Regions from separate parts of the Homo sapiens genome. Here region 1 is linked to region 2. Evidence: chromatin loops called from intact Hi-C (ENCODE). Cell type or tissue: B cell. All regions are shown on one strand.

What was found. Hi-C counts contacts between places; a loop is a spot of excess contacts. Peaks named below come from ENCODE experiments on the same cell type or tissue, not always from the same donor. Only the 100,000 strongest peaks of a DNase experiment are listed, where the experiment ranks them.
Region 1: it touches region 2 in a loop (28-fold over the local background); 25 of 110 quality-filtered maps call a loop at or near these places.

Annotation. Positions count from the first base shown.
Region 1 is chr6:116,532,598-116,540,597 of GRCh38, reverse strand. It overlaps TRAPPC3L (trafficking protein particle complex subunit 3L), which reads left to right. Exons shown (of 5, transcript NM_001139444.3): 3 at 136-235. It also overlaps a transcript of CALHM4 not described here. Among named protein-coding and RNA genes, the nearest start is that of TRAPPC3L, 9.1 kb to the left of the region's middle. In B cell, CTCF peaks have their summits at 4,040 and 4,242 (motif pointing left); a DNase peak (open chromatin) is centred at 4,247; H3K27me3 peaks cover 261 bases.
Region 2 is chr6:116,641,989-116,649,988 of GRCh38, reverse strand. It overlaps ZUP1 (zinc finger containing ubiquitin peptidase 1), which reads left to right. Exons shown (of 10, transcript NM_145062.3): 8 at 2,379-2,530; 9 at 4,055-4,275. Among named protein-coding and RNA genes, the nearest start is that of ZUP1, 23 kb to the left of the region's middle. In B cell, CTCF peaks have their summits at 4,050 and 4,249 (motif pointing right); a DNase peak (open chromatin) is centred at 4,228; H3K27ac peaks cover 373 bases.

The sequences.
Region 1 (8,000 bases), 110 kb after region 2:
CATTTGACTCGTCATATTTGGTTTGATTTGTGATTCACTTGCACAAGTGCTAAACACACAAATCGCTTCTTAAAAACTGACAGACTTCACTAATTTCTTAGAATTTTCAGACCACACTCTTTCCGTCATCCACAGGGGTTACGGCATTGGAACGCGGCTTGTGGAAGACTTTTTGGCTCGATCCTGCGTGGGAAGATGCCATAGTTATTCAGAAATTATAGACATAATTGCCCAGGTAACTATGTTTTTATCTCTGTCAATATGTTTTGAAAAATCTCTGATTCTTTTTGAGTATGGTGGTTTTCTGTTCAGATTGGACAGGTTCCATCTGCATTCATTGTTAGGTGCTGAGAAAGGAGATTCTGATTGAAAAGCATTTTATTTCAGCACAGAGATAAAGCTACTGTGAACTGAAAGATGCATTTAAGCAACTATAGATTTTCCTGACTACAGGAGTGTGTAGAGTATATGTCTCACAGTGGAAAAAGCATTTTCAGAAGGTAAACAGAAGGGGAGTGTAATAGGGCAACCTTAAAACATGCATGCCCCAAACCAGTTTCTTTACGATAATTTTCAGCACATGGAGGGAGATGGTTTTTGGTAGTATCAAAGAATATTGTTTAGTCATTCCCAGAGTATTGTTTTCCCAAGAGAAAAACAGAACTTCCTGTAAATATATTTGTTCTAAGAACTTTCATAGCCCTGATATGTAGGAGACAACTTGGAATCATCCAGGATTAGCTCACTTTTATTAGAAATTAAACCGGAAAATGCATCTTTAGCCAGCCTTTAAAAATCTTGGCCTATGGTTATTAATGTAGTGTTGTTAATTTGTGGGAGACTCAGAAGATACGCGTGTCTCCAGGTTTACAAAACTGATCAATTAAGTCAGTCTCATTTTTTTTTCTCTCCTAGTCCTTAATATTGTTATACATGACCAAACTGACTCTGTGCATGAATGGCTGTCATTCTATACCATCATGCTTTCTGAGCCTAAATGCAGTTTTACATACTCTTTGTCTTTCACTGTCACAGTAACCCTCTGAAATAGGCAGAATTGGAGTTACTATCCCCATTTTCCAGATAAGAAAATTAAGTTCCAGAAATAATATGATGAACAGTAAATAATAGTATATGTGGGGAAAAATTCTACATTAAAAATACAATCCAAATGAAAGATTTTTCCATTTACTCATATTATTACTGGTATTATTTCATGGCTAGTGAATAATGTGGTTGAAACTGTTATTCGAGTATCTTCCAACCTTAGCACAATGAGTTTATCATACCACTAACCAGGCTGGGGAAAAAAGTCCCTTTTTATATTGTCAGAATATAAGTAAGATCCCAAAACAGTAGTTTGAAAAATAAAATAAAACATTTTTTAATGAAACTAATTCTATAGGCAATACTACAAGAATACCAGCTGTTTTAATGGAAAGTAAATACTTGTAATATATAAATGTAGATGGTTGTGTTTTGTTGCATTTCTAGTTGGTAGCCCCCTAGGCTTTTTGATTAGTAAGACACAGTCTCTCTATAATGAGGATAGATTGGTTTGAGAATGACTCCCTCTTGATCTTTGCCAAAATTCATCCCATTAGCTTAGTGTGGGCAAATCACTTGAGCTCAGGAGATGGAGAGATCGAGACCAGCCTGGCCAACATGGTGAAATCCCACCTCTACAAAAAAATACAAAAATTAGCCGGGCGTGGTGGCACAGCTGTAGTCCCAACAACTCAGAAAGCTGAGAGGGGTGGATGGCTTGAGGCTGGGAGGTGAAGGTTACAGTGAGTCAAGATCATGCAACTGCACTCCAGCCTGGGTGACAGAGCAAGACCCTGTTTCAAAAAAAAAAAAAAAGAAAGAAAGATTTAAGACTTTGTCTTGCAAATTAATAAGGCGGTAGAGCATTGACCAATAATCTGAAAACTTATATAATGTGGAAAATAAAACCTGACTCCTGTATTTAAGGTTGTTTATTAGGCTTTGAACATTTGAAGAATAATTTCAAGGGCAATTTGGAGACTTCATTCTAAAGATATGTTAGCATAACTAGCAAAAAATTTCATTCCTCTGGATATGTTTGTATATGTATCTTTTGCCATTTATTAATGTATTCACTTATTTTTTTAAGAAGATGATTAACAGAACAAAAAATATCTGTTGAAAAAAGAGCAGTAACCAACTGGAAGTAGAGGCATATACAACCTCATTGCTGAGAAGCTGGAATTACATTCTGTCACACGATGTAGGGTCAGAGATTATCTGAAATATGCTCAATACCGTAAATGCCCTTGGCCCAGAGAATATTGGCTCATCCAGTTAGAATAGTGCAGTGACATGGGAGGATTCTCCAGTTTTTTCTTACTGTCTATTATTAGCGCTGAGGGCAACATCCAAATCACTGAAAAGCTTCTGAAGAGACTCAGAAGAGATAATTCCACATATTCATTTTAATCAGAAGAACATAAGGGAACAAAGCTTCTCTAGTAGAAAATAAAAATGGTAACTTTTAAAAATTATTATGATTAACTTCAAAATAGCTGCTAACAAATATCCCATATGAATCCTTCCCAGAGGTGGCTAAGAAGTCTCATGTAAAACTTTCTTGTTACCTGTGGTCCTCGACCAGGATATTCTCCATTCTCTATTAGCCACAGGAAAATTACAGAGCTGAAAGCCAAATTAAATATGCCAATAGGAAGTACATATTTATGTGGGGCCTAATGTAGGACTTCTTACTGGGTATTTACTCAATAAAAATTAGTTGAAAGAAAAGAAAAGAGGAAGGGAAGAGGGGAGGAAGGAGAAAGAAGGAATCAAAGCAGACTTTTGTTCAGGCCCCTTAGGAAGTTGCTTTTCTTCTGCAGGAGGTAGCCTGCGAATGCTCCTCACCTTGCCCAATGCATTTAAGGGCTCCTCGAGTCCCTTCCATGAGGAACTACTCGCTTTACCTTACAATGAAGTCTTCAATATGTGGAAATAGAACAAGAGTTCTTTCAATGCTCCAGATTAAAAAAGAAAAGGTTGAAGAGGAATCGAGTAAGAAATGTTCTATGGAGAGCATAGGAAAGAAAATGAATTCATATCTCAGCAGGAAAAGACCCATGAAAAAAACCCAGAATGTTCCCCATTTAGAAATTATATTCAGAAACCATATTCTGTCTTTAAAAGAGTAAAGAAGATTCTAACGAAATTTGACCTCCTAATGGTACACAATTTTCACCAAGTTAGAAACAAGTCTGCTTGATTCTCCCCTATTAGAAAAATGTACAACATCTGCTTTCCAAATATCCCTTCTCTAAGATTTTCATGTCTTATCAACCATTCTGATGAATTCCTTCCTGTGTCTTCTGTCCTCAGTGAACAGGAAAAAGATCCACTTCCACTCCTATGCAAGATTCTTTCTTGTCAATGAGGAGAATATTCATCACCTTCACCCTTCTCTAGTGTAAGACAACTGTCCCTGCTCTTTGCACCTTCCTTCAAAGGCCTGATTTCCTTCCTCTTGATCATTTTTACTTCTCCAACAAAATGTTCCTTTACTTGTAGCACTAATGTCACCCATTTCAGGAGCACTTTGACAAAGATGAAAGGTCAGACTTTAGTTATGGACCTGCCCACTGAAGCTTTGTTAAAAATTAGCAGCTTTCATCCAAACGTCGGGCCTGTGGCAGCATTATCTTATTAATCCTTGTAAACTCTCCTCAGAGGAGGCAGATGTCAAATGATACAGTCAGTTTTACAGAGAACTAGGCCAAGTTCAGAAGAAGTTTACTGTAGTCACATGCTGCTCCCAGAGCATGGCAGAGTCAAGAATAGAACCTAATGGCTGTAAAATTTGTTTGGCTCCCCTCTCAGACCACACACTTCTACCGAACACCATCATCATCCGTCTCAAGTACTGAGCACCTAGAGACCATGGCACCCATAAAACTCATGATCTCTGTCCTGTCTCCAGGGAAGGAAAGAGAGAGAAGGAATGCATTTGAAGAGAATTGACTAGATGAAGAAACCTATGCCCAGACAGGAGAAGTGATCCCTCCCTCTGAGTTAGTAAAAAGACTACATGTAGGAACAGGTTTCCTGAACTTACACTGCACTCAGCACGCCTCTGCCTTTGCGAGAGAAGGACTGTGTAACTTCAGGTATTCATAACATTCCCCTCTCTTGTTTCCCTCACTAGTTTTTTTCTTCAAAGAGGAGGTCGGTCTGTCATTAGGCCTCTGACAATGTCTTTTAACAAGTAGTAGACTTAAGTTGCGCCATCTAGTGGTCTGAAAAGAAATCCCATGATAATGGCCAAATCATTGAAGGCAAAAATCTTTAGTTGACCTTGCATTTTATATAAAAAAAAGATGCCAAGTTAATTATAAAGTCTCATTCCTACAACATTAAAATTCATCCATTTTTAAAACAGAATTTTATAATATACAACTTAACTTTTTGTAGTAGTTACTTCAAAGTACAACTACAAATATTAAATAAGACATACTAATTTATTTTGAACATTTGTAAGTCAACAGCATTATAACATGGTATTGAAAAACTTTAATAGCATTGATATTTTCTTTATAAAAGTTCAAAGTAACTCCTACCTATTACCTGTATTTCCCTTATAAGAACCTTGTGAAATAAAAAGAACATCTATCATCTATCATTAGCCCCATTTTACTGATAGAATAATTGAGACTTATCTGCTATCACCATGGACACATAGTAAGAAAAGCCAGCTTAGAATTTAATTCTTTTGACCTTATTCTAGTGTTTTTTCCACAAACTAATTGTTTAAAATATATCTTTAAAGATATTTTTCTACTATGGTAACTGTTCTGAGAAAAATTTTGCAGTTGGTCTAAATGAAAATGTGTAATATTCAGTAGAATTACCATAGCTGATTTTAGTTGTAATAATGAAATATTAGATAATTCAACTGTTACTTACAGACCTATATGTCTTTCTGTTTATTATAAGGGAAAGTAGAAAGTGCAATTGCACCTGTCTCTGGTCAAAGAGCCAAAAAACCTCCTTAGTTATACAAAATATATTTTAGGGTTTCCAAACACATTTATGATAAAATAGTTTCGTTATTAGGAGAAGCTAATTAGAGATAAACTTGATCATTTAAATCAAGATGATTATAAAGGCTAGGCTTGACAATAATTATAATAATGTTGCCTTTTGAAAGTAGTTTGGACACAAGGAGCTGTGATCCTCACCAGTAGATGAGCACTGGCCTAACCATGTCCAATGTAGTGGAGATTAAAAAGGAAGAGTCCACATCCTGCTGATCCACATTCCCACTGTGTGACTCCAAGCAAGTTGCTTAAGCTGTCCAAACTTTGGTTTCCATATTTGTCAGAAGAGACCTCTTTCAGCTGTCATTCTTCTGAATTTCAGGTGTTATTTTCACTAGCTATCATCTGCACATTGAATTATAATCATAAATAGCTGAGTGTGGTGAATGTAGCTTCCAAAGCCTCCTGCAGAGCATCCATCCATACCTTCTAGTTACTGACAATGTTTATAACTGCTCGGCCTTGCACAAATTATGTTTGTCAAAGTTGAGAAGCTTTTTGCTCTCAGGTCCATGTCAATATGATGATTACTCTGAGGGACGTGGGGGAATTTATCATTTTTCAGTGTAAATATCACATTACTTTGTTGTCACAGTAAGAAGGGATTTTTAAATACAGCATAAAAAGACTTAAAAAACTTGAAACCCCGATTTTTAGGTTTAAAAAATCAGCATCTAATATACTGTACTTGTTGGAAATTCTGGAAAGCAAAAGAAGAGAACTTTTCTTTTATAGTATAAATTGAAATTTTACCTTAATTAAATAATGTGAGCAATGATTTTGGGGGATGAGTAATAAAAAATCAAGGAAATGATCATAGGAAGCAATATGAATGAGGGTGCCTAAAGCAGGGAAGTAAATCTAAGTGGTGAATTTTGTAAGCATAAACTCTAGGACAAAAGATTTAGGCACATAATCCAGAGAGAAAACAGAATAGCAGGGGGAATTTTTTTCCCAGTGGGTGAATCATTTTTATTTCAATAAAATGTTCCATTTGAGATTAGAGTTGAGTGTACACAGAAAAATTTCAGCAAATCATACTAGTCATATTTTTTTTTCTTCTGCTTCTGATCTGAATGCACAAGACTGCTATGACTGAATCTATAGGACGAATGAAAATATTTCAAGCCAAAACTCCTGAGCTGCTTTAGAATGGAGACAGCATGAGGGCTATAGATTTCCAATCTCCAATACAGATTTGAAGCACTGATTTGACACTTCAACAAGGATGTCCAAATCTGATTTTATTAGACATTTTCAGAGGGGAGTCCCACAGCTTGGAAGGCGAGCCAGAGAGGTTTCAGTCAGGAGACAGGAATCACACAATCATTTCAAAATGAAAGGTTGAATATAAAACATTATTAGCTATTTATAGGGGATTAGCTACTGAGAAAGGGGAAAAAAAAAACGCACTACAGAATTTATGGGTGAGAGTTGAGTACCCAAAGGAGGAATCCTTTTTAGACAGAGTTCCACTTCTTAAGGCTGGGATTCAAATCTTGTTGGGGAAGGTATGATTACAGACTATGGATAGTGGAGAAGGCTGCTGTGTTGCTAGACTCAGACTGCCGGCAGGGAACAATGGGCTAAACCTTGCAATCAGGAAACTCACATTAGGGTGTAAGTGGGCTGATGGGGACAGTAAGAAAACTATAAGCTGGAAGTAGCAAGTTAGGAAGGAAAGGCCACTGGGTATTCTATGCCCTGCCAGTCACAATTCACAGCAGGAGCAAGCCAACAAAAGGCACGCTAGAGACAGAAGAAAAGCCCCTTCTTCCTGCAGTGTCCCTGCAGCACCTTCTTCTGGCCAAGGAGAAATGTCTGCATGATGGAGCTCTAGCGTTACAAGTAGGGCATTGAACAGCAGGTTTTAAGCTGAGAGGCAATAATCTGACAACCAGTACAGAAGGCATGAGCCGAGCCAACCTGATTGTTACTTACATTTCTATTGCCGTTTTAAATTTTGGTGGCCTCACGTTTGACCCTATCCTACCTGCTCTCTCACGCTGGAATTATTCTGGCCACTCAGTGCAACTCTAGCTGTCTGGTGGAAGGAAGAGGTGGCAAATGAAGCCACGTGTTTTTCTTGCTAGAGTGGTGTCAACTTCTTGCCACTGAAGACACAAAATAGGCTGAAGAGCACAATTTTCAGTGTGCAAACTTTTCTTCTGAAATAAAGACTTTTTGTTAAATACTGTGAAATTTGTTAAATACAACCACTACCTCTTTTTTCCTACAAATTTCTTCAACTTCTGCAACCAAATCTATGTTCGCTTTCTCAATCCCTCCAATGACTATAAATCTACTGTCTCTATTTGACTGCTGTTAGAAGTGCTGTTAAATGACACTGTGGCCAAGAACTCCAGAATATCACCCGCCAATAATTTATACTTTCTTCCGTGGAAGCCCAAGGTGGTGATATGCAAGGATAAATGGCAGACTGGCCCTTAAGCTACCACCCAGTGAAAGATGTAGCTGGGGGCTTAGACTTAAAGCCTGCCAGTGGGTCTCATAGGCTTTAAATTAACCAAGTTGACGTTCTGAAATGTTCATTAGATCTTTCTGTGCCAAAGGGAGATAATTAGTTTGCATTATGTGAAGCAAGAGTTGTAATGTTAAGATAAGTAAGCAAAAATGACAAAGCAACTTTGTAAAGGTAAGGGAACCCATGATTAACCTTACTTAACCTACCTTTATTATGAAAGCAGAGCAATGTAAGTCTGCATTTTAGTTTAATGTTTTAATCAGTTTGTGAGATTCAATTTTATCGTGTTTTGTGCCTGTTGATCTTCCAACGATTTGCTGTTGACCAGCTTATTTTGTACATAGTTCCAGTCTACATCTAAAGAAAGCAAAAATGTTTCACAAAAGTGGAAGTAATACAGTTTCCCAAAGTTATGATAATACTAGTAAATTTTG
Region 2 (8,000 bases):
TCTTTATGGTTGCAAAATTTCTTCCAATGTTTTCTTTCTATTGCCTGCATTTTGTTTGTTCGATATTAGTATTTTTTCATATCTGTTTGTTTTAGTCTTTTCTATTTTGAAGGCTTTCTTTTAATTTTGGAAATCCTTAGTTGTCCATTCAGAGAGTGAAGAATGAAACATTAAAAAGCTGATTAGAGTGCTGTAGGACTGCACAGAGCTTGCAGATTAGCAGACTTATTTAAAAGTCTTAGGTGGAAGGCGGAAGGTTACTATTTGGTTGGGGAACTCTCAAATATCGTTATATAGAGAGATCTTTTCCCAGAAGTTATCCAGAGAAGAGTTTTTCACTCTCTTACCTAGAGTTCCTACATTAGTGGAGGGGAGAGTTAAGGTGTGATTTGCCTTCTAAGCAAACTTTTAATTAATCTCATATTTTTAGCCTCACTGTTCTCAAACCTTATGCTTCTAAGCTTTCAGCCTCTCTCTGATTTTGAAACATACGGTCTCCATTTTCTTTTATTTACTTTTATATGTTCTCTGTGGTGCTTTCCATTTTCTGAAGATGTGAGCTCTTTTCCTGTCTATTCCCATTCTCTTTGTCCTTGGGTGTTTAAATCATTTTTTCCTTCAGTATTATGTCATTGGGTTTTTAAGAGGAAATAGAGATAGATGTCTGTGATCGTGTTTAATGGAATGTTTGCGTTAAGCTTTATGGCTTTATATTTTCTTTTATGTTTGTTTCTAAGTTATTTAACCAGTGTATCACATTCTTTTTACCACATTGATTGATTAGATTCAGAAATAAAAATATTTCTTTCATTAACATAGAAAAACTAATGTTGTGTGTATGTATAATAACTTTCTTGAATTATTTAAAGAACTATTTTAATGCCCTCTAAATTTATTCCTGCTTTTCTCCTTTTTCTTTTTGCCAATGTGTTCACACTTTGAGATTATTTATACTCTATCATGTTTTGAGTTTTAAAGTAATTTTTTTCTTTTTCTTTTTCTTTTTTTTTTTTTGAGACAGAGTCTGTCTCCAGTCTGTCACCCAGACCAGAGTGCAGTGGCGCGATCTTGGCTCACTGCAACCCCTGCCTCCCAGGCTTAAGTGATTCTTGTGCCTTTGCCTCCTGAGTAGCTGGGATTACAGGCATGTGCCACCATGCCTGGCTAATTTTTTTTTTTCTGCATTTTTAGTAGAGATGGGGTTTCGCCATGTTGTCCAGGCTGGTCTTGAACTCCTAGGCTCAAGCGATCCACCCGCCTTGGCCTCTCAAAGTACTGGGATCACAGGCGTGAGCCACTGCACCCAGCCGTAATTTTTGTCCAGCTTCTTTCTTGGTACCTTAAATAATTTAGAAAGCTTTTTTATTAATATATCCTGAGTGTGTTTAGTAGTTATTTACATGTCTTTCTGTTGCTCTCTCTATGAGTTATATCCTGTAGGGTACTGTTTAATTAGTATTCTAAATGTAAATATGCAAACTGCTAACCCCAAAACATTCTTTTTAAACGGTTTATCCAGAAGTTTATTTGAGCACTTAAAACCCAGTAACCAACTGTAAGTTACCAGCATTAAATTTGCTGAGGCTGAGGTTAGCAATTCGGATGTTTTAGAGATTTTATTGCCAAGAGAAACAAGAACAGGATATCTGTGCTGTAGTTTAAAGTGATGATAAAGCTATCAAATGCTTTTAGTTATACCCGACCTTTTAAAAACAGTTGTTGAGTAGTATAAACAGTGTTTCTGGTTAAAAAAATGTTTATTCAAGGGTGACTTCCTCTTGAAGGAAGAATACCACGGTGGTCCGGTGGCAAATAGGAGATAGATGTATAGATTGAGTACACACACATTTTTCTATGATTTACAAGTATTTTCTGTTATAGAGATTTGAGAGACCGACAGGAAAAGTATTTAGGATCTATTTTATATATACCAATGGCTACTGAGGAATTAAAATCAGAAATCAGCTTCTGATCATCAGGGTTAGAAACTAGAATAAAAGCTGTGAAAAAATTATGTGTAGATGACTTTTTAAAAATCAAGTATGGTCATTATTTACTATTCATGGAGATTTTATATATCAGAGAATGTTTGTAACCTTTAGGTTAGTCAGCAGACTTATTATGAAGTTATTTAAATAGTTAGCTAGTTAGAGGAATAGTTAAATAGTTAAATAGGGAGAATTGTTAAATAGTTATCCCCCACAAAAAGGAGTTTTTTAGATAAGTAATAAAAATTTATATTTACTTTTCTTCTTTTATAGGAAAGTAATGGCTAGAAACAGTTAGTTCTAAACTAAGAATTTGTTGTATTTGATAACTCCATCGATGAAAATATTTTAAAATGCCCTTTAAATGTGCATTTTGTCAATTTTTAATAGGTGTCATATTGTTGATTTTCACAAATCAACTGGTCCTTTGGGTACACACCCTCGCTTATTTGAATGGATATTGAACTATTATTCTTCAGAGGGAGAAGGGAGTCCAAAGGTAGTGTGTACATCTAAACCTCCTATCTATCTTCAGCATCAAGGTTAGTATTAATATAACTCATATTTGACAATGTTGTTTATAAGATAACAAATTGTTGCTTTCAGACAGGTTAAGGTTTTTTGTTTGTTTGTTTGTTTTTTTAGACAGAATCTCACTCTGTTGCTCAGGCTGGAGTGCAGTGGTGCAATCTTGGCTCGCTGCAACCTCCACCTTCCAGGTTCAAGTGATTCTCCTGCCTCAGCCTCCTGAGTAGCTGGGATTACAGGCGCCTGCCACCATACCTGGCTAATTTTTGTATTTTTAGTAGAAACGGGGTTTCACCATGTTGGCCAGGCTGGTCTGATAATAGCAGGGAGTATTATGACATTAATCTGTTTAATTTTTCAGAGCTCCTTTGACAGTACAATACTTTCTTAGGTAATTAAGATTGATATTTCTACAATACTTCATTGGGTAATTAAGACTGATATTCCTGACATCTTCAGGACCTTTTGCACTTCTTGTTTTCTGTGTTTAGTTCACTTGTCCTTCATTGTTCATCCCTTACCTTCTTGGGTCTTTACCCACATGTCACTTGAGTGAGGCCTTCCCTGACCTTACCTTACCTTAAAAGTAGAACTCAAGGCCAGGCATGGTAACTCATGCCTGTAATCCTAGCACTTTCAGAGGCCAAAGCAGGAGGATTGCTTGAGCCCAGCAGTTTGAGACCAGCCTGAGTGACATAGTGAGACCCTGTCTCTACAAAAACATAAGAAAATTAGCCAGGTGTGGTGGCACATGCCTGTAGTCCTAGCTACTCAGGAGGCTGAGGTGGGAGGGTCACTTGAGCCTTGGAGTTGGGGGCTATAGTGAGCCATGATTCTGCCACTGCACTCCAGCCTGGGCGGCGGAGTGAGGCTGTGTCAAAAACACGTACAACTCATCCCAGCATCCCACCGCTGGCATTTTCTTCACTTATTTACCTCATTTATAGAGTATCTCTTCCTATTAGAATATAAGTTCCAAGAACACAGGCACGTTTGTCTGTTTTGTTTGCTGTTATATACCTTCGTGCTTGGAGTAGTACCCGGCACATAGATACTTGGTAAATTATGAATGATGGTTTGGATTGACAGGAATAAACAGAAGTAAATGTTAGGAATTTCATTGTTTAGGAATATAAACTATAAGAGATTAAGCTCCCTCCACTGATATTCTAGCATTTATGGGTTTACTTTTGTTTACCTTTTGGAATCATGAGAGTTTTGTTCTAGAACAGTTTTTGTTCTTTCATTTGAGATAATTTGAATAAGAAGGATCAAAGGATTGGGAAAGGAAAAGTAAAATATTTGGCAGAATAAAAATGTTTTTTTTGGTAATGAAGCCTTTAGAAAACTAAAGTTAAATGAAAAAACTGAAGTAGAACTAAACTCTTACGTCTTAGGAGAACTTAGATACATATGTGTCAGAGTCTGACTGTATTTATATTCTAAACACACATATGATCACACAACATACATACAGAGACTATTTGTATAACTGTAAATAGATGTGACGTATGTATAACTTAAAAATCTTTTGATAGGTCACAGTCGAACTGTTATTGGAATTGAAGAGAAAAAAAACCGAACATTATGCTTACTAATACTTGATCCTGGATGTCCTTCTCGAGAAATGCAGAAATTATTAAAGCAAGACATAGAGGCTAGCAGTCTCAAGCAACTTCGGAAATCTATGGGAAATTTAAAACATAAGCAATACCAGATATTGGCAGTAGAGGGTGCTCTTTCTCTAGAGGAGAAACTTGTAAGTATCTAAATATTTATATGTGAAGTTTGAATGAGATGAACTTAAAAGTTTAAAACTTTTAGTTTAAAATCAGTGTTATCACTTTTTTCTTTTTTTTCTATTCTTTTTCTTTTTTTTTTTTTTTTTTGGAGACAGGGTCTCACTCTGTTGACCAGGCCTGAGTGCAGTGGCATGCAATCATGACTCACTACAGCCTTGACCTCCCAGGCTCAAGCGATCCTCCTGCCTCAGCCTCCCAAGTAGCTGGGACTACAGGCACATGCCACCACACCTGGCTAATTTTTGTATTTTTTGTAGAGACGGGGTTTCACCATGGTGCCCAGGCTGGTCTCAAACTCCTAGGCTCAAGCGATCTGCCCACCTCAGCCTCCCAAAGTGTTGGGATTACAGGCGTGAGCCACCGTGCCTAGCCCACTTTGTATTCCTTAGCACCTTATTCTGTTTCATTAACTTGGAAAAGCCATTTGGTTTTATATGTTTTTAATTTCTGGAATGAACATATTTATATTTGAAATGGTACTTTAATGACTTTTTATACTTAGAGCTTCATAAAAGTGTTTAATTTAATTTAATTTAATTTAATTTTTTTGCATTTTAAATATGTGCAGTTTACTGTATGTTAATTAAAACTTAATAAAGCTTTCAAAAGTACTTTTGTACAAATAATTATGATAGGCTACATCTTAAATGATGTTTTCATCAACCTTACAATTTAGCCTTGTAGGAGTGTCTGAATCCCTTGCAAAACAGTAGTCATTAAATGCCCGTTTCCTGTCTTGATATCATTCATGAGCTGATTTTTTCTTTTCACCTCCTCCTCCTCTTTCTTCTTCTTCTTCTTCTTTTTTTATTATTTATTATTATTATTATTATCATACTTTAAGTTTTAGGGTACATGTGCACAATGTGCAGGTTAGTTACATATGTATACATGTGCCATGATGGTGTGCTACACCCATTAAATCGTCATTTAGCATTAGGTATATTTCCTAATGCTATCCCTCCCCACTCCCCCCACCCCACAACAGTCCCCAGAGTGTGATGTTCCCCTTCCTGTGTCCATGTGTTCTCATTGTTCAATTCCCATCTATGAGTGAGAACATGCGGTGTTTGGTGTTTTGTTCTTGCGATAGTTTACTGAGAATGATGATTTCCAATTTCATCCATGTCCCTACAAAGGACATGAACTCATCATTTTTTATGGCTGCATAGTATTCCATGGTATATATGTGCCACATTTTCTTAATCCAGTCTATCACTGTTGGACATTTGGGTTGGTTCCAAGTCTTTGCTATTGTGAATAGTGCAGCAATAAACATACGTGTGCATGTGTCTTTATAGCAGCATGATTTATAGTCCTTTGGGTATATACCCAGTAATAGGATGGCTGGGTCAAATGGTATTTCTAGTTCTAGATCCCTGAGGAATCACCACACTGACTTCCACAATGGTTGAACTAGTTTATAGTCCCACCAATAGTGTAAAAGTGTTCCTATTTCTCCACATCCTCTCCAGCACCTGTTGTTTCCTGACTTTTTAATGATTGACATTCTAACTGGTGTGAGATGGTATCTCATTGTGGTTTTGATTTGCATTTCTCTGATGGCCAGTGATGATGAGCATTTTTTCATGAGTCTTTTGGCTGCATAAATGTCTTCTTTTGAGAAGTGTCTGTTCATATCGTTTGCCCACTTTTTCATGGGGTTGTTTGTTTTTTTCTTGTAAATTTGTTTGAGTTCATTGTAGATTCTGGATATTAGCCCTTTGTCAGATGAGTAGGTTGTGAAAATTTTCTCCTATTTTGTAGGTTGCCTGTTCACTCTGATGGTAGTTTCTCTTGCTGTGCAGAAGCTCTGTAGTTTAATTAGATCCCATTTGTCAATTTTGGCTTTTGTTGCCAATGCTTTTGGTGTTTTAGACATGAAGTCCTTGCCCATGCCTATGTGCTGAATGGTAATGCCTAGGTTTTCTTCTAGGGTTTTTATGGTTTTATGTCTAACATGTAAGTCTTTAATCCATCATGAATTAATTTTTGTATAAGGTGTAAGGAAGGGATCGAGTTTCAGCTTTCTACATATGGCCAGCCAGTTTTCCCAGCACCATTTATTAAATAGGAAATCCTTTCCCCATTGCTTGTTTTTCTCAGGTTTGTCAAAGATCAGATAGTTGTAGATATGCGGCATTATTTCTGAGGGCTCTGATCTGTTCCATTGATCTATATCTCTGTTTTGGTATCAGTACCATGCTGTTTTGGTTACTGTAACCTTGTAGTATAGTTTGAAGTCAGGTAGCGTGATGCCTCCAGATTTGTTCTTTTGGCTTAGGATTGACTTGGCGATGCGGGCTCTTTTTTGGTTCCATATGAACTTTAAAGTAGTTTTTTCCAATTCTGTGAAGAAAGTCATTGGTAGCTTGATGGGGATGGCATTGAATCTATAAATTACCTTGGGCAGTATGGCCATTTTCACGATATTGATTCTTCCTACCCATGAGCATAGAATGTTCTTCCATTTGTTTGTATCCTCTTTTATTTCATTGAGCGGTGGTTTGTAGTTCTCCTTGAAGAGGTCCTTCACGTCCCTTGTAAGTTGGATTCCTAAGTATTTTATTCTCTTTGAAGCAATTGTGAATGGGAGTTCACTCATGATTTGGCTCTCTGTTTGTCTGTTATTGGTGTATAAGAATGCTTGTGATTTTTGTACGTTGATTTTGTATCCTGAGACTTTGCTGAAGTTGCTTATCAACTTAAGGAGATTTTGGGCTGAGACAGTGGGGTTTTCTAGATGTACAATCATGTCATCTGCAAACAGGGACAATTTGACTTCCTCTTTTCCTAATTGAATACCCTTTATTTCCTTCTCCTGCCTAATTGCCCTGGCCAGAACTTCCAACATTATGTTGAATAGGAGTGGTGAGAGAGGGCATCCCTGTCTTGTGCCAGTTTTCAAAGGGAATGCTTCCAGTTTTTGCCCATTCAGTATGATATTGGCTGTGGGTTTGTCATAGATAGCTCTTATTATTTTGAGATACGTCCCATGAATACCTAATTTATTGAGAGTTTTTAGCATGAAGTGTTGTTGAATTTTGGCAAAGGCCTTTTCTGCATCTATTGAGATAATCATGTGGTTTTTGTCTTTGGTTCTGTTTATATTCTGGATTACATTTATTGATTTGCGTATATTGAACCAGCCTTGCATCCCAGGGATGAAGCTCACTTGATCATGGTGGATAAGGTTTTTGATGTGCTGCTGGATTCAGTTTGCCAGTATTTTATTGAGGATTTTTGCATCAATGTTCATCAAGGATATTGGTCTAAAATTCTCTTTTTTGGTTGTGTCTCTGCAAGGCTTTGGTATCAGGATGATGCTGGCCTCATAAAATGAGTTAGGGAGGATTCCCTCTTTTTCTATTGATCGGAATAGTTTCAGAAGGAATGTTACCAGTTCCTCCTTGTACCTCTGGTAGAATTCGGCTGTGAATCCATCTGGTCCTGGACTCTTTTTGGTTGGTAAGCTATTGATTATTGCCACAATTTCAGATCCTGTTATTGGTCTATTCAGAGATTCAACTTCTTCCTGATTTAGTCTTGGGAGAATGTATGTTTCGAGGAATTTATCCATTTCTTCTAGATTTTCTAGTTTATTTGCGTAGAGGTGTTTGTAGTATTCTCTGATGGTAGTTTGTATTTCTGTGGGATCGGTGGTGATATCCCCTTTATCATT